2 separate regions of the Homo sapiens genome follow, and region 2 is linked to region 1. A link is a loop called in an ENCODE intact Hi-C map of the cell type or tissue named here. Cell type or tissue: K562. All regions are shown on one strand. Each heading gives the region's core, and the rest is flanking DNA. Links, peaks and the distances in the headings are about the cores only. Region 1 overlaps ADCK1 (aarF domain containing kinase 1). Region 2 overlaps ADCK1 (aarF domain containing kinase 1).

Region 1 (10,659 bases), core at 3,573-8,572:
GAGGCCAAAGAAGAGACGGTGAGTGAAACATAGATTTAAACAAATGGTTTATATGGGGGAACTTACAAGACAGTTCAGTGGCAGCAGGCTGGACAGGAAAACCACCACCACTTGTAAAAAGCATGCAGTTCATATCGTATTTTCACTTAGTACCCTGTCCTCAGCAACCTTCACCTAGCAACCCATATTTCTGAAGTTAAGTCAGGTGTGTCTGCCTTAATCGTCTGCTTAAGTTATTACTGTCAGATGTGTCTATCATGCCCCATTCTAAAAAGATGGTGCATCCTGTCATTATGCAGATGCCACCGTTCACAGGGCATGGGGCAGTGTTAGGGACACAATGATCTGTTCTTAAGCAAGACACATAATGTATTATAGAAGGGAGAGAGGGTCGTGTGCCCAGTAATGGCCTTAGGTTGCTCCTCAATGCCTCTGAGTAGGAGGGGGCTGGCTTCCCTCTTCTGGGAAATTCAGTTCCTAGAAAGACTAACACAATTCTAAGAGCTGTTATCCAACACTTAGAAATAAGGCCAGGAGAGTGTGGTGTGACATTCTTGGGCATTGTTCAACCAGCTCCCTAGAGGATTTATTTTAATATCTAGGGAAATGTACTTTTGTTTGACTTTGCTATTGACAATTAATTAAAGGCACAGAGTGGTCATACATCAACTTGAAGATCTTATCCAGTAGAGATGCAAATAATTTCTGTCTAGTATAAAAGATAACCTCAAAGGTTGTGACTTCTTTTTATGCCTCATAGAACAGTAACCTGTTTTTCAGCTAATCCAGAAACCTTAGTCTCTTATTCCTGTTTAAACGCCCATAAACACCTGCTTCCTCAAAATTCTCTTTGAACCAGCTCTACCATCTTACTTGCCCCCTTATTTATTTATTTATTTTTGAGATGGAGTTTCACTCTTGTTGCCCAGGCTGGAGTGCAATGGTGTGATCTTGGCTCACTGCAACCTCCATCTCCTCGGTTCAAGCAATTCTCCTCTGCCTCCCAAAGTGCTGGGATTACAGGCGTGAGCCACCACGCCAGGCCCCAATGTGTAGTCTTTTATCCCTCACCCTTCTCCCCAAGTCCCCATAGTTCATTGTATCATTCTTATGCCTTTGCCTTTGTGTCCTCATAGATTAGCTACCACTTATAAGTGGAAACATACGATACTTGTTTTTCCAGTCCTGAGTTACTTCACTTAGAATAATGGTCTCCAATTCCATCTACGTTGCTGCAAATGTCATTATTTCATTCCTTTTTATGGCTGAGTGGTACTCCATGGTCTATGTATACCACATTTTCTTTATCTACCTGTTGGTTGATGGGCATTTAGGCTGGTTCCATATTTTTGCAATTGTGAATTGTGTTGCTATAAACATGCATGTGTGTCTTTTTCATATAATGACTTCTTTTCCTCTGGATAGACACCCAGTAGTGGATTGCTGGATCAAATGGTAGTTCTACCTTTAGTTCTTTAAGGAATCTCCACACTGTTTCCCATAGTTGTTGTACTAGTTTACATTCCCACCAGCAGTGTAAAAGTGTTCCCTTTTCACCACATCCATGCCAATATCTATTATTTTTGATTTTTTGATTATGGCCATTCTTTCAGGAGTAAGGTGGTATTGCATTGTGGTTTTGATTTGCATTTCCCTGATCATTAGTGACGTTGAGCATTTTTTCATATGTTTGTTGGCCATTTGTATATCTTCTTTTGAGAATTGTCTATTCATGTCCTTAGCCCACTTTTTGATGGGATTGTTTGTTCTTTTCTTGCTGATTTGTTTGAGTTCCTTGTAGATTCTGGATATTAGTCTTTTGTTCGATGCATAGCTGTGAATATTTTCTCCTACTCTATGGATTCCTTCCACTCTGTGGATTGTCTGTTTACCCTGCTGATTATTTCTTTTGCTGTGCAGAAGCTTTTTAGTTTAATTAAGTCCTGTCTACTTATCTTTGTTTTTGTTGCATTTGCTTTTGGGTTCTTGGTAATGAAATCTTTGCTTAAGCCAATGTCTAGAAGAGTTTTTCTGATGTTATCTTCTAGATTTTTTATGGTTTCAGGTCTTAGATTTAAGTCTTTGATCCATTTTCAGTTGATTTTTTATAAAGTGAGAGGTGAGGATCCAGTTTCATTCTTCTACATGTGGCTAGCCAATTATCCCAGCACCATTTGTTGAAGAGGGTGTCGTTTTCCACTTTGTTTTTGTTTGCTTTGTTGAAGATCAGTTGGCTGTAAGAATTTGGCTTTATTTCTTGGTTCTCTATTCTGTTCCATCGGTCTACGTGCTTATTTTTATACCAGTACCATGCTGTTTTGGTAACTATAGCTCTGTAGTATAGTTAGAAGTTGGGTAATGTGATGCCTCCAGATTTATTCTTTTTGCTTAGTCTTACTTTGGCTATGTGGACTTGCCCCCTTATTAACGAGTTAAAAAAACTTTGACACATGTTCATTCTGTATTTATTTAGTTTTACTTTTAATTTATGTATTTAGAGAGAAGGTCTCGCTGTATCACCCAGGCTGGAGTACAGTGGTGCCATCATAGCTCACTGCAGCCTGAAACTCCTGGGCTCAAGTGATCCTTCTGCCTTAGCCACCCAAAGTAGATAGAACCATATGCATGCTCCACCACACCTGGCTGAATTTTTAATTTTCTGTAGAGATGGGGTCTTGGTATGTTGCCCAGGCTGGTCTGAAACGCCTGTCCTCAAGCAATTATCCCTCCTGAGCCTCCCAAAGTGCTGGGATTATAGGTGTGGGCCACTGTGCCTGGCACACATTCTATATTTATATGAGCCGTGCTTTAAACTTTGAAAATTAGGCTTTGAGGGTGATAGTGGGTATGTATTTTTTCTAAGTTAAAAATGATAGGCCAGGCGCGGTGGCTCACGCCTGTAATCCCAGCACTTTGGGAGGCCGAGGAGGGCAGATCAAGAGGTCAGGGAGATCGAGACCATCCTGGCTAACACGGTGAAACCCTGTCTCTACTAAAAATACAAAAAATTAGCCAGGCGTGGTGGCAGGCACCTGTAGTCCCAGCTACTCGGGAGGCTGAGGCAGGAGAATGGCATGAACCTGGGAGGCGGAGCTTGCAGTGAGCCGAGATCGGGCCACTGCATTCCAGCCTGGGCGACAGAGTGAGACTCTGTCTCAAAAAAAAAAAAAAAAAAAAAAGAAAAAAAAGTTAAGCTACTGCATGAAAAACAAACTGTGGTGTGCGTCTTATAGTGTGTAAAGTGCTTTCTCATATGTGATCCTATTTTGACATTGAATCTCAAGGTTGCTCTGTGAGCAAGTAGAGCAGGTGGGGTTAGTCCCACGTAGCCGCTAAGGGAACTTGGACCCAGACTGAGAAGAGAGGTGCCTTATCCCCAGATCTCCCATGCCCAGAGTGACAGAACCATGCCATTGGCAGGGACTCCCCCTCCTGTCTCTGTCTATGCTGGTGAAATCTGGTTAAAACAAACATTAGGAACAGTCCCAAATGGAAAGATAGAGTTGGAGGCAGGTGGATTGGGGGTGTTGAGATGGAGCGGGCCACTCTGGTGGCTCTTCTCATGTGGATATGAGCAGCAATTGGCAGCCCCCACCCTTCCCAACCCCACCAGCAGCAGCTCACTCCTCAGAGGCAAGGGCTCCCAATCCTGAGCCCCCAGACCCTTAGGGGCCATCTTTCAATGTAGTAATAGGGGGCCCAGAGCGATTAGCAATATTTCAGAAAGCTTAAGGGAGATCATACATCTCCCCATGACAGGCCTGCCCAGACTAAATGAAATGTCATTTCTCTCATTTTTTGGCTGGAATTCTGTCAGCTCAGTCTGGCTGCACTGCTTATCTTGGGCTGATCAGGAGCCCTGATTGGACCTTATATGTGTCCTTGACAAATAAAAATGAATGATTACTTAATAAATGCAATTGGTTTGGCAGATACAGCCTTTCAAAGCATGGCTCCATGAAGCTCCAAAGAGCCTCACAGAAGAGGTTATTGGTGGCATCGAGATGGGGACTGACTTGCTGGCCCACCCAGGACCAGCCCTGGCTGGGGGCCCCCTCTCCAGGGAAGCAGACAGTGGTGGCCCTGGGGCATCTGGCATCTCAGCCTGAGTCTGAGAACTTGACCTGGGGCAAAGTCCTGCTCCTAAGGCCAACAGACACTGAGTGCAGGGATGTCTGTTTCACCCCAGGAAAATGGCAGGAGCTGGAGGGCTGGCGTGGTAGCGGGCATAGTGTCTTACATCTCTTCACCTCTTATAAACATACAATGAAAGCTAGTCTGCTCACCTTCCAGGGGTGTTATGAGGAATCGGGGGCGCTTATGAGAGTCACCAGGGCACAGCACCGTGGCATTCTCGTTTACCTTCCCAGTGACCCCTGAGAGTGGGACTATTATTATTTCCATTTTACTGAAGCTGATGGCATAAGGAACTTGTTTAAGGTCACAGCGCTCAATTGAAAAGTGCAGAAGTGGGTGCAAGCCAGCGTAGAATAGCAGTTACTAGAAGGCTGCGGGGTCAGCTGGTGTGAATCTTGGCTCGACCCTTTTCTAGCCATGAGTTAGTTAAACCTTGATGAATCAGTTTCACATCTGCAAATGAGGATCATAATTGTCCCTACCTTTGGGAGGCTAATAAGGATGTCAGCTGGTTGTTACTAAATTAGGGTCATTCTTGATGATTTAATTTGGGGCAAATTATAATTGATTGGGATTCAGAGGAGATGAATGGGGTTAGAATAAACATCGAGGCAGGAACCACAGCATCTTAGGAAAACAGAGAGATGAGGGTCTCACGTTGAACGCAGAGTCGTAGTCACGTGTTTGCCACTGTTACAAGCAAGTGGATACATAATAGAGCCAGTCTGTGGTCCATAAATTATACCTCAACAAAGCTGTTTAATAAAGCAGAGCGAGTCCCTCCTATCTTGGGAGTTTATGATAGTGGGATAGATGGTCATTAATCAAATAATCACACAAATAGTGAGCTAGTGCCCTGAAAGAAAAGGCCTTTGAGAACGTATGGCAAGGGAACCTCATTTTGCCTGGGAGGCCAGGGAGGGCTTCTTCAGAGAGGTGATGCTGATCTGGGATGGGAAGGAAGAGAGAGGGTAAGCCAGGTGAAGGGGAGATGGCAAGAATGCTCCTGGCAGCAGGAATAGCATGTGCAAAGGCCCTGAGGCCAGAAAGCACACGGATTGCTGGGGAAGAGAAAGAGTGAATATGGCTGGAATGTCAGTGTGGTGTGAGATGAGACCAGGCAGGAGGCAGGGCCTGGTCAGGTAGGACTTTGTAGGCTGGGGGAAAGAGGAGAATTTTTAAGATCCCAATCCTGTGTTCCCCACCCGTGGGCCCCAGCTCCTCTCCCCTCTGACCAGGTTAGGTTTGTTAATGACCATGGGGTCTAGCCGAGGCCGAGAGGGTTGCCTAGGGCAGCTTGTGTCCTGGCGTGTCAGCTTTCTGGGTCGAGCATCTCTTTGTTCCCTGGAAACCTGTCAACAGACCCTCTATGGGCCCAGGTCTGGCTTTATTCAGCAGCTGTTCCTTAGCGGGGAAGAGGCTTTTAGCTTTAATAAAAAAGGGACTAGAGATAAGAAGACTGCCTCGTCAGGGAGAGCAGCAGTGACAGGATGATTTAAACGGCTTCTCTAGTGTCATTTCTTCTGTGCAGACATCATAAATCAGATTAGCATTGGGCTCTGGCAGGGAGGGGAGCAGGGAGAGGGGAGGGGAGCAGGGAGAGGGGAGGCGGGCCTGTGACTCTGGGTCCACCTAGCACAGGCCTGGAGCAGGTGGGGCAGCCCCAGAGGAGGCGGTGGGGTCACCTGCTCCTGATCCTCAGCCCCCTCACCCTGTTCTTTGGAGAAGGGGTGAGTGGAATGACTCCCTCAGCCCAGCTGTTCAGCCCATTCTCAGCTTTGGGGGGAAATGGAGAAGGACTGATAAAAGGGTATGGAGGAGAGAAATGGGGGACAAGTCGGGGGGCGGGTGTGGGAGGTGGAGAGTGCAGTTCTCCTACCTAATCCCATGTTCACGTCACCTCGAACTTTAAAAAATACTGGTGCCTTGTACCGCCCACATGGTTTCATGATTCTAAGGTGCAGCTAAAGTTAAGAAATCTTAAACTCAAAGAGTATGTCATCTCAAACAATCACTCCCACCACAACCGCTCCGGCCCACCGATTTTCTCTGGCCTCCCCTTAAAAGTGACCACATTGAGAGACCAGACAGAGGTCCCTCGGATAGATGTGAGTGGAGAGGAGCTCCCACCTGCCCCTCTTCTCTTTCAGATCTCACGCCACCTGGGCAAGATGTATAGTGAGATGATCTTCGTCAATGGCTTCGTGCACTGCGATCCCCACCCCGGCAATGTACTGGTGCGGAAGCACCCCGGCACGGGAAAGGCGGAGATTGTCCTGTTGGACCATGGGCTTTACCAGGTAGAAGAGGCCTTTGTTACCCAGCCCTGGGGCCTCTGGGGTTAGAGTCTGCTGACCACTCTAATTAGCTGCAGAACCGGGAGGGAGATAGCGAGGGTAGCTGGAAAGGACCCTTCCCTCTCCCTTGGAGCTGTCATTTTGTGCAAGTCACTGTCACAGAGCTCTCAGAGCTTCAGCTGCCTCCTCATGAAGGTGAGGGTGACGGTACCCCCTTTACAGGCTATTGTGAAGAGTAGATGGAAATAGGCTTGTATGTTAGATTATACTTTCCCATGGAGCCCCAGGCCAGCAAGGATCCTCAGAAGTGAGCTGTCCTCTGCATGAGCTGGGACTTTACGGGGAAGGAGTAACTACATGTTTAGGCCTACTGAGGATATACTACCTAGTGGGAAAGGGGGCAGGCAGCCAGTGGGGGCTGGAGGGCCTCAGACTGTGTCCTCAGGATGCAGATCTGGTTCAAAGGAGCCAGGAGCTCCTACTTGGAAGATGGGAAGTTCACTGCCAATCTGGGCCCCAGGGGATTCTGCTCCTTCTCTCAGTGACCTGATCCCACATCCCAGAATCTTGGCCTCTTCTGAAAGGCTTAACGAAGTAGAATGCATTAGTTTAGGGTAGGCTAGCTGTTTTCACATGTGGCCCCAAAATGATGGCCCAGATACAGCAGGAGCTTAATTGCTTGCTCACATGCCAGTCCTGGATGGGTGGAGGAGACTGCCAGGCTCTGCCTCCCAAGCCTCACCAGAGGTGATGGTGCTGGCAGCTGGCGGCAGGGTGAGGGCTTGGAGGAGCCTGCAGGGGAAAGTTTCTGTGGGCCAGGCCTGGAAGTGGAGCTTCTGCCACATTCCGTCAGTTGGGCTCATGCTGAGGACCACATCTAACTTTGAGGGAGGCTGAGAAAGGAGGCTGTACCTGGGAAGAGGAGGAGAATGTAGACTTGGTTGGGCAGTTAATAGTCACTACCACTCAGGGTCGAGGCTTGCCAAAGAGTCGCTTTGAACTTGAAGCTTCAGGGATGGCAGAGCTCTGGGGGAGAAACAGATGTCGTGGGAAGGCACAGTCCTCACCGTCGTCTTTTGCAATGGTTGGCATCAGCCAGGGACTTGGGCCTTTGGTGGGGAGACGAGGCTTAGGTCCCACCGCTGCCGCCTCCACCCTAGATGCTCACGGAAGAATTCCGCCTGAATTACTGCCACCTCTGGCAGTCTCTGATCTGGACTGACATGAAGAGAGTGAAGGAGTACAGCCAGCGACTGGGAGCCGGGGATCTCTACCCCTTGTTTGCCTGCATGCTGACGGCGCGATCGTGGGACTCGGTCAACAGAGGCATCAGCCAAGCTCCCGTCACTGCCACTGAGGTAGGGGGCCCCTCCAGGCCCTGCCTCTTCCTAAATGCAGAAGGCAGGGCTAGAGGTGGCCTGTGGACCCCTTCCAAGTAAGGTCTAAGAGTCTAGACTGGTGGGCTGTGTGTTGGGGGAGGGGAAGAATTGGAGCTATATTGGACAAGAAGAGAAAGACAAGGAGAAATAATGCCCTGGATGGAAGGAGGGAAAGGGGGTGATACCTCCCGAGCTCCCCTCCAAGTCTTATCAGTCTGGAGGAAACAGGTGCACATTAACCATAATAACTCAGACTTCTGTAGCTTTAGCTCTGACCTGCTCACACTAGATTCCAGGCCTTCCCCAAGTTCTCCCACAAGACCTCTGGGAATCCTTAGGGACTATCTCTTAAATAAATCTGGCAGTACTTCTGCTGTGTCCTGCCTGGCACTGTCTCCCATCACATGGCTCCTCTAAGGCAACAAGCTGAGAGAGCCCTTCACTTCTCAGGTGGCACTCAAGCAGGGGTGCTCATCTCATTGTCTGCAGACTTTTTTGTTTGTTTGTTTGTTTAATGAGACGGAGTCTCGCTCTGTCGCCCAGGCTGGAGTGTAGTGGCATGATATCGGCTCACTGCAACCTCTGCCTCCGGGGTTCAAGCGATTCTCCTGTCTCAGCCTCCTGAGTAGCTGGGACTACAGGTGCACATCACCATGCCTGGCTAATTTTTGTGTTTTTAGTAGAGGTGGGGTTTTGCCATGTTGGCCAGGCTAAAGCAGCTTTTTTGTGGTCATTATTTGTAGCTCATTTCTCTATTTCACCTAGACAAGAGTCTCATGGAGTCTGGGCTGGGAGACACATCGGGAGCACCTCCACCCAGTACTCAGACCCACCTCTGCTTGCACGACAGAAGCTTATGGGGGCGAGCTCATTCCTCCTGGCTCAGGGTGGGCTCCCTTCCAGGGGGCTTTTCCAGCCTCCAGAATTGGCTGCTGTCTTCACAGCCTATTAATTTGCCAGACCCACTTAGACTTGCCTGAATCCACGTGGGGGATGGCCTTGGGCTCCAGCTGAGGCCCCTGCTCACCATCAGGGACAGGGTTCTGCCTGTGCAGTCAGAAAGCCCTGGGCTCCAGCGCCTCGTCTTCCTTACAGTGTGACCTTGGGTGGTCCTCATCACCTCTTTGAGCCTCAGGGTAAGCTGCTTACCCTGTAAGCTGCTTTGTGATAGGCAGCTTTGGGAATGGCTAGATCCAGATTCTCAAATGATGTCATCAAAGAGACCATCCGTCCCCATCTCTCGGCTCCGCTTTCCTCCAAGTTGACATCCTTCTCCAGCAAGCTTGGTGGCAAAGATGACGACCAACTCTCGGCTTCTACAGCCTTGAAGCCCGTCATCTCAAAGGAAGACAGACAATTTTCCTCTTTTGTAAAATAGGGATAGGGATGATAAGGATAATTTCCACTTTATTGACAGTGCATGTAAAGTGCTTACCCATAGTTCCTGAAGTTCGTTCTTTTGACAAACATTTGTTTTTGTTGGGCTGTGGGTATGAGCTGAGGATCCCATGATGAACAGGCAGACAGGCCTTCTGTGTAATTTACACTTTGGTTGAGGGAGACAGACAGTAAACAAGTGAACAAACAGGTGAATGGAATAACTGCAGGTTGTCAGTGCCCTGGACGAAACAAGTAGGGTGCTGTGAGTAAGGGGGCGGAGCAGCACTCAGAGAAGACCTGGCTTGAGGAGGTGACATTTCAGCTGAGGCCCAAAGGACAAGAAAGGCACCAGTTCCAGGAAGAACTTGAAGGACACATTCCAGGCACACTCAAGCCAAGGGGAAAGAAAGCGTTTGGTATGGCCCAGAGCGTGGTGAGGAGGACGGTGGGATGAGAAGACGGAGGAGCCGTGGGCAGGAAGATCATCACGCAGGGTCTTAAAAGCCACGGGAAGATGTTCCAACTAATTCTCAGCACAAAACAAAGCCCTTCGTAGGCTCTGAGCAGGAGAGGGAGATGCCCAGGCTTGCTCTTTTTAAGTATCTCTCTCGAGTGGGGTGAGATGAGTGGTGGCGATCATTTAGGAGCCTAGGCCGGGACTCCAGGTTGAGAGATGACAGGGGCTCAGGCTGCACTGGTGGCAACAGAGATGGAGAGAGGCAGTGGAGCCAAGGTGTGTTTTGGAAGTAAGATTGAGTTTCTGTAGGATTGGATGTGGAGAGAAGGGAAAGGGCAGGGCCAAGGCTGCATCATAGCTTTTTGGGATGAGTTTTATGGTGGGGGATGGTGCTACTTCCTGTCGTAGGGAAGACTGGGAAGGACATATTTGGGGTGGGGTAGTCAACGGTTCTCTTGTGAAGGTAGAGATGTCATGGGCAGCTAAGACTGGAGTTCACAGAAGAGGTCTAGACTTAAAATACAAATTTAAGAGTCTTCAGGGTAAGGTGATATTTAAAACCTCAGGCCTGGATGAGGTCACGTGGCATGTACTAGGTTCTCAGTATATTTGTTTTTATTAACTAAGATAGAATTTTGTTTTTGCATTTTTTTTTTTTTTGAGACAGAGTCTCTCTCTCTTGTCCAGGCTGGAGTGCAGTGGCACAATCTTGGCTCACTGCAACCTCTGCCTCCCAGGTTCAAGCCATTCTCCTGCCTCAGCCTTCTGAGTAGCTGGGATTACAGGCATGTGCCACCACACCTGGCTAATTTTTGTATATTTAGTAGAGATGGGGTTTCGCCATGTTGGCCAAGATGGTCTCGATCTCCTGACCTTGTGATACACCCATCTCGGCCTCCCAAAGTGCTGGGATTACAGTCATGAGCCACCGTGCCCAGCCTGTTTTTGCATTCTTATTTATTGATAAAGACTCAGTTTAAATGCCAGTCCTTTGAAAAAGTCTTGTCTC
Region 2 (10,659 bases), core at 3,732-8,731, 62 kb before region 1:
TTATTATTCATAAGAAATTTGGGAAATACAGGTCAGGTGTAGTGGCTCATGCCTGTAATCCCAACACTTTGGGATTACACCCGCCAAGGTGGGTGGATCACTTGAGCTCAGGAGTTCGATACCAGCCTGGGCAACATAGTGAAACCCCTTCTCTACTAAAAATACAAAAATTAGCTAGGCGTGGTCGCGGGCCCCTGTAATCCCAGCTACTCAGGAGGCTGAGGCAGGAGAATCACTTGAACCCGGAAAGCAGAGGCTACAGTGAGCCGAGATCACGCCATTGCACTCCAGCCTGGGCGACAGAGCAAGATTCTGTGTCCAGAAAAAAGAAATTTGGGAAATACAGAAAAACTTATATAGAAGAAAAAAATACTCTTATAATTTCACAGCCCAGAGATAACACTGTTAATGTTTCATTCCTTTAGGGCTTAAGTTTCTGACTAGAAGAATTAATCAAAGGTCAGTTTGGGGTCTGTTGCCTTCTCTTTCCATGTCTGCCTGTCTCTCTGTGTGTGGGGTGTGTATGTATGACTGTCTGATGGTCTCTTTCCACTCTGACACTTACACACCCCTAAGCCCCATTGGAGATATTGCCCAGTTCTGAAGGGGAGTCCCATGGATTCAGTGTGACATTGATACCTTTCTGCCTAGCTTGGGGACTAGGGCCCCTGCTCTTGGGGCTTTAGATATGGTAAAGGATTGCCCTCCTTGGGCTTTGACTCCATCTGACCTAATCAATAACTAATCAACACTGAGTTGATCTTATTAGCTATTCACTGCCTCCCTCCCAAACCCCAAACCAAGCTGGCTGTGACAATGCTTTTAATTAATATGAGGCAGGTTAAAACTCATTACATAATCCTAGCACTTTGGGAGGCCACGGCGAGTGGATTACTTGAGGTCAGGAGTTCAAGACCAGCCTGGCCAACATGGTGAAACCTCATCTCTGCTAAAAATACAAAAATTATCCGGGTGTGGTGGTATGCGCCTGTAATTAGTTACTCAGGAGGCTGAGGTAGGAGAATCGCTTGTATCTGGGAGATGGAGGTTGCAGTGAGCCGAGACTGCACCACTGCACTCCAGCCTGGGTGTCTCCAAAAAAAAAAAAGTCTAGCAAAGCTTGAAGTGGACAGGCCCCTGCAGGCCTAAGGATGGCCTGCTAGTGCCTGGAGTCTGAGACAGCCCCTCTGCTGTGTCGGGAGGTGGGCGGATGGGCCCTCTGGCTGCTGGGTTGAGGGTGTTCAGGGCTGCAGCAGTCTCTTCTGAGCAGCAGCGATCTGGGCGTGGTGGCTCATGATGGTAATCCCAGCACTTTGGGAGGCCGAGGTGGGTGGATTGCTTGAGCCTGGGAGATGGAGACTGCTGTGAGCCATGATTATGCCACTGTACTTCACTCTGGGAGACACAGTGAGACCCTTTCTCAAAAAAAATTGTGCAAATTTATGGGGTACATGGGAAATTGTTACACATTTATAATGTGTGGTGATTAAGTCAGGGTATTTAGGGTAGCTATCACCTGAGTACAATACAGTTTTCTAAATATAGTCATTCTCCTCTGCTATCAAACATTGAATTTATCCTTTCAAGTTTACTTTATGTTTGTACCCTTTAATCCACTTCTCTTCATCCTCTGCCTGCCCAACACCCATACTGGCTGGTTTGTTATCTGTTTTTCCACTCTCTACTTCCAATATCACATGTTCTCTCTTACATGTGGGAGCTAAAACAAAAACGAAAACAAAAAAACTTCTTAATTTCTAAATTTCCTGTGTGGTTCACTTGGCAACTAATTATACAGGATCTTTGAATGCTTTTTCCACCTTTGTTGTCAACTGTTATTTAACTCCTCGCATGATTTTATGGCCCCCAATATGTGTTATTACATCAGCGTCCTACGTGGCACTGAAGAGTATAAGTCCATCCTCGTGGTTCACTCTCTTGGTTGACTGAGATGGGAGGAGGCAGGTACCAGGTCCCCACAGGGTACTGGGGTCCCTTGTCTTCTGCATGTGCCCATGGCCCCATCCTGCCTCAGAGGCTTTAGCTCCTAGAAGGTAGGACCTTCATAGTACCAAGGCCCTCAACTGGGCAGGGGGGATGACTGTGGATATGCAGCCTGGCGGCAGATGGGGCCACCTCCCAACTCTGGAAGGACCGGTGAGCATCCGGATGTTAATTAAGGCTACTCTGTCCTAGGCAACCTGCCCAGATGCCTTCTCCATGTGCCTCATACCCCCCACTACAGTGACTCCTCCAGTTAATAGGAGACCCCTGCTAAAGTTTGCTGCACTAAAGAGCCCTAGATTTTGGAGTGTTTTCTAGACCTTCCTTTGATATTTATTAGTGATTTCTTTCTTTCTTTTTTGAGACAGAGTCTCGCTCTGTTGCCCAGGCTAGAGTGCAGTGGTATGATCTCGGCTCACTGCAACCTCCGCCTCCTGGGTTCAAGCAATTCTCTGCCTTAGCCTCCCAAGTAGCTGGGATTACAGGTGCCCGCCACCATGCCTGGATAATTTTTTTTTTGTATTTTTAGTAGATATGGGGTTTCACCATCTTGGCCAGGCTGGTCTTGAACTCCTGACCTCATGATCCACCTGCCTTGGCCTCCCAAAGTGTTGGGATTACAAGCGTGAGCCACCGCGCCTGGCCTAGTGATTTCCTTAGCAACAAAACGACGGAGTTTATCTTCTTTAAAGATACCAAAACTTGCTTCCCTGAGGTGCTGTGAAGATTAAAAGATACCATACATATGACCATGTTTTATAAAACGTAGCAATCCAAACAAACAAAGCATAATTGGTATGTCTGAGGGGTGGGTGGCAAATACTTTAACTCTGTGTCCCTTGAATGAGTCATTAGTAGGTTAGACTTGGTTAAAAGCCTTGAATGCTTATTTCTAGGGAGTGGGACCCAGACTAGGTAAGTTTTGATGAAGAGGAGGAGATAGGAAGCACTGGGCCGTGTTTGAAGGGCGGCCTCTGTATGAGGTTGGAGTTGACTGCCCCGTGTACCAGGAAGCTGGACACCAAGGGAAAAGGTGTGTGTGTGTGCGTGTGTGTGCATGCATCTGCCCTGGGCATTGTGGGGTAATGAGGGTTTTCAAGCAGAGCAGGAAGGTGAAGGGAACAAGGTGTAGGGAACAGTCTGCACTCACACCTCTCTGGTCCTGGCCTGTCTTCCTGCAGGTGCACCTTCGCTCTGCCAGGCGTCTCTGTGAGCTCTGCTGTGCCAACCGGGGCACCTTCATCAAGGTGGGCCAGCACCTGGGGGCTCTGGACTACCTGTTGCCAGAGGAGTACACCAGCACGCTGAAGGTACTGCACAGCCAGGCTCCACAGAGCAGCATGCAAGAGATCCGCCAGGTCATCCGAGAAGATCTGGGCAAGGAGGTACCCACCTTTGCAGGGGGGATGGGCCTTGGTTGGGATGCTTCAGAAAAGGCCCCGGCTGAATTCTTGCAGCCTCGACCAGGGTGCTGGGGATCCACCAGTGACACAAAACCAAATGTCACAGCCACTCTCAGTGCTGAAATCAAAGAGGTTAGAAGGAATCTCAGTGGCCCTCAGTGAAACATACCAGTTCAACCATATGAAATAGTTCATATGAGACTGTTATTGACCTGAAACCTATATATCATTCATATGGTTCAACCTAATAATAAATGTCACTTACTGAAGGTTTAAGGCCTTATTGAAGCTTTATCCTCAGTAGGGCTTTGAAGCCCCATCCCATCTGGTTTCAACCTACCTGTCTGTAAGTTGGTGGGGCAGAGTGACACTGTGGTTTAGACTCTAGAGCCAAGAGCTTGGACCTTGCACAAATGATTGATCTTGGCACCTCACTTTCCTTATCTATAGCCCACCACATAAGGTTGCTGTGCAGATTACACGGGATAATGAATAGAAGGTGCTTAGTATAGTACCTGATGTAGAGCAAGTGCTCAACAAATATTAGCTATTATTTGTATAGTAATGGTGTTCTATACTATTGTGGTTGTTGTTTCCCTACGCTCTGGTCCCATTGTGCTACCTGTCTCAAACTCACTGTGTTGTCTTAGTCCTCAGTGCTTGTGCCGTGGTCTACCATCTGCCTGATGTCTTTGCTTCATTCTCTACTTGTCAAGTGACTTCAGGCCATCTGCCTATCTGTCCACCCAGCTAGCAAATCCCAGGCAGGGTGCTAGGTGCTGGGTTTCCCGTCCAAACCCCAGCTCTTCTAGGAAGTCTTCTGTGACCCTCCCTTGACCGATCTTATCCCTCCTTTGGGCTCTGCAGAACTTTGCTCCCTGCACTTGTGCAACTTGTGGCTTGATTAGTTGTGTCTAAGGATTTCCCTGCAAGTCATAGTCTTTGAGGATGAAGACCATGACAGTCCTTTTACTCTGTATTTACAGCTCTGGAACAGTACCTAGCAGGTGCCCTGGGTCTGCTTAAAGAGCCAATGGATGAACTAGAAATAGTGTTGTTAGGCTACTTGGCGCAGGGCCAGGAGAGTAGGGCAGAGGTTTGATAAAGACCAGTGGTTCCCTTTTTACAGGGAGCTGGCACTGACTATTGGTCCCTTAATGTGGAGCTGGCCCCAGGTACGCAGCATCCATTCAAAGGTGTCCCACTTCTCAGTGATATCCTGGCCTGGAGCGGGGGTTGGATCATACAGCAGGTGAACATAGAAACATCTCTGACTCCTCTGCCACTGAGGAACATGTCCTCCAAAGGGAGAGACATTGAGTGAAAGGTAAACCCGAACTGTGGCTGGAGTCAGGGAGCAGGCTGCAAGCTGGGAGGAGCAGGGTCAGGAGAGAGGGACCCCAGGCAGAGGGGACTGAATTGGCATAGTGCTGGCCCACTCATGGCTTTGCCTCTTGCCAAGACTCTTGGCCCCCAGCTTCTAACAGCACGAGATTCACCCCCAAATTAAAACTAAATAAATCACGGTAATAACAGTGTGAAGTGCATCATTGCTGGCGTGTGGCAGCTCTCTGGGGGTGGAAACAAGGAGCAGGAGGCAGCAGGTTAACCCTTGGAGGCTGACTTGTCTGGAGAGCTGGGGAGGGAGGTGGGACAAGGGCAGGTTAGTGGCTGTCCCCAAGCCAGGGTGGAGTGAGGGAAGTTTGGAGTGTCAGCAGTCATGGTGGCCCACCCAGCTGGCTAAAGAATGTTTGGGGTTGGAAGACGTCGCCTGATCTTCAGGGCCCCTTCTCCAGTCCCCTCCACCCCCTGCCGATTAGCCCTGAGCACAGTGGCCATGTGGCTCCTGCCCCCACAATGCTTCTTTAGACCCCTGAGGAAATGGGCTACTGTCCATGTCATGGTTCTGAGGGGTGTCCCTCGCAGCTGGGGAGCTTCTTCAGAGCCCTCTGGGTTCTTACCAGGGCCCCACAGGCACACACTCTGTCTTCCCTGCCCTCTTCCTCCTCCTCCCCCTTGGAAGATGGCATTTGTTCCCTGGTGACACACTTTCCCAGTGTGTGGGTGGAGGGAGGGGAGCGGGGCCATGTGGGAAGAAGGGTGGGTGCGTGTGGGGGTGTGAGGGCGGGGTAATGTCACTCACTTGGCATTTCCAGCCTCCTCCAGCCCCTCCCATGACACTTCTCGGGGAGCAGTCTCGCCTCCAGGATGCTTGAGTGGGCCCCACTCATCCTCAGCTCCATGCCAGCCCTAAGACCTTCTGCAGAAAGCTCCATTTCATCCCTGGCTTAAAAGAGGCTGTCAGTTATGCCTCACCACCTTCCTAGGTCCCAGTCCTCGGATAGGCTTTGAGGTTACCTTGAGCTCAGAGATTCCATAAGTGCTCCTAAAGCTCAGACTGTAGAGAGCGGTGGTGTGGTGAGGGAGGTGCTTGGATGGTCAACAGCAGTGTTAGAGGTCACTATGTCCTCAGACCCATCCCTGTTGCAGGCAGGTGGGGCCCGGCCCTGTGGGGCATTCCCAGCATAGGTGTGGGGGTAAGATTGAGGGTGCAGTACTTCTGGACCCCACGGTTCATATGCATTTCTGGATCAGCCAGAATTTCTGCACATCAGCTGGCACCATCAGTGCAGAGGTGAGGGCACTCGAAGGGGCACTCTCCTTGCATAGCATTGGCTCAGGCAGGGAGTGCGCTGGGGCCACATTGCTAAGGGAGGGCTGGTGACAAGCAATGGGATGAGACCTCATGTCCTCTAATTCCCAGGCTGGTGATTCGTCCCCTACATAACAGCTTCTGTTTGGCAGGAAAAAAAGCAGTTGTGTGTGTGTCTGTGTGTATCTTGGAAGTTTCTCAGCTAGTATTACCAGAAAGAAACTTACTTTTTTTCCTTTATTTGGTTGTTAGGCTTATATCCTGAAAGACAGGTTCCAGGAAGCAATCAGGAGCCCAGCCTCTGGGAGGTGGGGTCGTTTCTGCCTCCTCAAAAGTGACCTCGTTCTGGACTGGGTCAGGGGTGGTCCCAGCCTTGGTCCCCTTGACTGCCCTTGGGGCTGTGGGTCCAGATGCAGTGCTGACCTTGGCCAGCAGATGGCGCCTGAGCTTGCAAGTCAGGGATGGTTGTAAAGACCTGGCCCTTCTCTTTGTGGGGGGATCCCTGACCAGGTGGATGAGACTGGGGGTCTTTCTGCTCTTGGGCATGGTTCGTGCTGTTGAAGGAACGCAGGCTGACATCTCTACACCCTGAATGGGCATGCATAGCCTCAGCCACGAGGCTGTTGACCACCCTGGGTGCCTCAGCCCTTGACTCCATGTTGGAGGACGTGGTATTGGAGTTAGGAGTTCTCTGATGCTCCGCAGTCTCTGATGGCCAGTGATTCTGTGCTTCAGCACCTTTTCCTTCATTCCTTCTCTCTCCTGCTGGTCTACGCGGTTGGCATTTAGTGAAAAAGGACAGTGCCGGACATTTGGGTGTAGCCAGGGATGGGTACGACCTCATTCCAGTCCTCACAGTCCAGGGTCATGGGAGGTTCACTCATCATGGTAATACATGGCCACATAGTGCCCAACGAGCTTGCAGAGGAGAGAGAGGTTGCCTTGGGCAGATGGAGGCTTTCTGAAGCAGGTGGCCTCTGACCCAGCCCCTTAGAGATGGATGGAATTGGAGGAGGTGGATGTTGGAGGAAGTGATTACTGATTAATAAGCTGGGTTCAGCAGAGGTGCAGGGACAGGAAAGCATAAAGCATGGAGGTGAACAGTGAGGTCTTGTTGATTACAATGTGGCGTTCAGCCGGTGAATAGTGGAGCAGAGGTTGTAGGATTGGGGCTGAGGTCACATTATGAAGGGCCTAGAATGTTCTTTTCAGAATGTGAGTCTGAGGGAGAGGAGGACTTGGGGAGGGACCTGATCAAAAGAAGGACGAAGAGACTGAGATATACGGAGTGGGGTGGGGCATGTGGTCGGGTGGTTGAAGGAATTTGCCTAATAGGCTGAATATTTAGTAATGTGGGAGATGAGGTCATCTTTGAAAAGTGGAGGAAGATATAGATGGGGAGGTTTGAAGTGGGTGGGAAGCTTGGGGATAGAGTTATCGTGGAAATTAAGGGATGATCTTTGAATTGTCAGCCACACTATGCTGTTATCTTTGGTCATGCACACACATACACACACGCACACACACACACACACATCTATACCTGCCCCCATGACATACAGACAAGTCAGATCTTGTTACAGCCTATTTCAAGAAATGGTCCAAGCCGTGCGTGGTGGCTCATGCCTGTAATCCCAGCACTTTGGGAGGCTGAGGTGGGTGGATCACTTGAGGTCAAGAGTTCGAGACCAGCCTGGCCAACATGGGGAAACCCTGTCTCTACTAAAAATAGAAAAATTAGCTGGGTGTGGTGGTGGGCGCTTGTCATCCAAGCTACTTGGAAGGCTGTGGCAGGAGAATCACTTGAACCCAGGAGGCGGAGGTTGCAGTGAGCTGAGATCAGGCTATTGGACTCCAGCCTGGTCAAGAGAGTGAGACTCTGTCTCAAAAAGAAAAAAAAAAAGAAATGGTCCAGTTCTGTCCTAGAATATAGTTATATCAGATAAGGTTCTGTCCACCTCTGAAATCCCATGAGAAACTGAAGGAAATGAGGCCAGCTGCTGGCATGGAGCACAGAAATACCTCTGTTAGGGGCAATGCTTATATTGGTGTCTGGGTGGTGTGGTTTGGCTTTTGTACTCTGAAATTTGTTTTTATCAGTTTTTCACCCCCTGGTCTTTCCTCCCAGGGGAACTTATTTTACAGCTCCCCATAGTACGTAGGGACAAGCGTATGCTGCAGGTGCTCTGTGTTCTTGATGCACCATCTGACTGGAGTTTCAATGAGAATGAAGGAGAGAGAAGGTGCAGGGGTACCGTTGTGCAACGGGTAGAATAATTCATATCCAGTTGTTTTGTAAGAGCCTGTGGGTGCAGTGGGAGGGCAGCTTGTCTTGTTTGCTCAAGGTTTAAGCAAATGTTCAGAAAAGAGATAAAGAAGCCTTTCCTCCAAGAATATAAACTGTTTATCCAACTTGTTGGTGGTAGAGGCAGAGAGCAGGCACTGTAGGCGCAAGGACCAGCATGAACAAGGCAGAAGTGGAGAGATGAGGCAGGAGAAGGCCTGCCTGGGCGAGGGGCACACAGCACCTCTGTTGTCCCATGGAGAACTTGATGGGAGGGGGTAAAAGGTGCCCTCTTTTTGCATCTCTTCCTCCAGGCTATGGCAGGTTGGCCAGAGCTGGGCTGGATTTCATTCCTGTGTAACTCAGGGCTCTCTAGAGAAACAGAACCAATAGGATATGAATGTGTGTGTGTGTGTGTGTGTGTGTATGTGTGTTTGTGCATGCATGTTTGCTTGTGTGTGTGTATTTAGAGCTAGAGAGAGAGAGAGAGACTGATTGATGTTAAGGAATTGGCTGATGTGGGTTATAGAGGCTGGGAAGTCCAAAATCTGCAGAGTGGCCCAGCAGGCTGGAGACCCAGGAAGAACCGATGGTGCAGTTCAAGTCTGAAGGCTGTTTGAAGGTTACCTGCTGGCAGAATTCCTTCTTGCTTGGGGAAGGTCAGTCTATGTTCTGTTCAGACCCTTATCTGATTGCATGAGGCCCACTCATGCTATGGAGAGTAATCTGTTTTATTCAAAGTCCACTAATATAACTGTAAATCTTGGCTGGGCACAGTGGCTCATGCCTGTAATCCCAGCACTTTGGGAGGCTGAGATGGGAGGATTGCTTGTGCACAGGAGTTCGAGACAAACCTGGGCAATATAGGGAGACCCCATCTCTGTTAAAAAAAAAAGTTAAAAAAATTGAATTAAAAAAACAAACAAACAAACTGTAAATGTCACCTAAAAATACCCTCACACAGCTGAGTGCGATGGCTTATGCCTGTAATCCCAGCACTTTGGGAGGCTGAGGCAGGCAGATCACCTGAGGTTAGGAGTTCGAGACCAGCCTGGGCAACATGGTGAAACCTCCGTCTCTACTAAAAAAAATACAAAATTTAGCCAAGTGTGGTGGTGCACACCTGTAATCCCAGCTACTCAGGAGGGTGAGGCAGGAGAATCCCTTGAACCCGGGAGGTGGAGGTTGCAGTGAGGCAAGATCACTCCACTGCACTCCAGCCTGGGTGACAGAGTGACACCCCGTATCAAAACAAAAACAAAAACAAAACCCCTCACAGAAGCATCCAGAGTAATGCTTGGCCCAGTATCTGGGTGCTGTGGCCCAGCCAGGTTGACATGTAAAATTAACCATCATGATTCCCTATGTGGCCCTCAGCCAGGATTTCACATGTGTACCCTCGGTCTGCTTTCACACGGCCTGGAGCTTCATAGCGAGCCTTGGCGGTAGACAGGAGCCAAACTGCCTGTTGGTATATTGGCTTTGTGGCCTTGGGCATGTTACTTAACCTCTCTGTCCTGTCCCTCCATTTCCCGATCTCTAAAATTGGAATCATAACACTACCTGCCACCTAGGCTTGTTGTGGGGATGGATTGAGTTAATGATTGTGGAGCATCTAGTGCAAGCTTGCTGCAGGGCAAGGGGCAGTAAACGTTAATAATTCTTTCTGTGTATTGTGCTGTGTGCTTTTTATGAGCAGGTACTGGGGTTCTGAGAGACTCGTAAATGGCAGAGTTCCATCTTTACCTGGGCTTTCTGATAACTGGTACAGCTCTCTGTCCCATATTCAGTCATATGTTGCTTAATGATGGTGATATGTTCTGAGAAATGCATCATTAGGTGATTTTGTTGCTGTGTGAACATCATAGAGTACTTACACAAACCTAGATGGGACAGCCTACAATATACTTTGGGTATATGGTATAGCCTGTTCTTTTCAGAATATGAGACTGAGGGAGGCTTGAATCTAGGCAATTGTAACACAATGGTGCGTATTTATCTGTCTAAACATAGAAAAGGTTCAGTAAAAATATGGTATTATTAATATAATGGATCGCTTTTGTATATGTGGTCCGTTGTTGACCGAAATGTTGTTATGCGGCACATGACTGTACTGTTTTGCTAGAATAATCCTCCTTTCTCTTCCTCTTCCTGATCAGTACCCAGCACTCTATCTGGTCAGCCTCTTCCCGCTACTTTTAGAAATCCCCACAGGCTCCCAGGCAGCCTGGGTTTCTAGGGCTCTGTCTCCCACTTTGGGGGGTTACCTGGGGGGCAGCTCAGCTGGTTAGGGTTAATTGCTGCAGTTTCCCAAG

Evidence for each region. Hi-C counts contacts between places; a loop is a spot of excess contacts. Peaks named below come from ENCODE experiments on the same cell type or tissue, not always from the same donor. Only the 100,000 strongest peaks of a DNase experiment are listed, where the experiment ranks them.
Region 2: a loop joins it to region 1, with 4 times the contacts of the local background. A loop is called at or near these places in 2 of 110 quality-filtered maps.

Annotation. Positions count from the first base shown.
Region 1 is chr14:77,918,170-77,928,828 of GRCh38, forward strand. ADCK1 (aarF domain containing kinase 1) reads left to right here. Exons shown (of 11, transcript NM_020421.4): 8 at 6,288-6,437; 9 at 7,595-7,792. Among named protein-coding and RNA genes, the nearest start is that of ADCK1, 120 kb to the left of the region's middle. In K562, for the core only: no CTCF peak of the experiment used is centred there; DNase peaks (open chromatin) are centred at 5,652 and 6,559.
Region 2 is chr14:77,855,891-77,866,549 of GRCh38, forward strand. It overlaps ADCK1 (aarF domain containing kinase 1), which reads left to right. Exons shown (of 11, transcript NM_020421.4): 4 at 3,186-3,389. Among named protein-coding and RNA genes, the nearest start is that of ADCK1, 61 kb to the left of the region's middle. RefSeq lists an enhancer at 6,551-6,750. In K562, for the core only: a CTCF peak has its summit at 6,485 (motif pointing right); DNase peaks (open chromatin) are centred at 4,211, 6,461 and 7,421.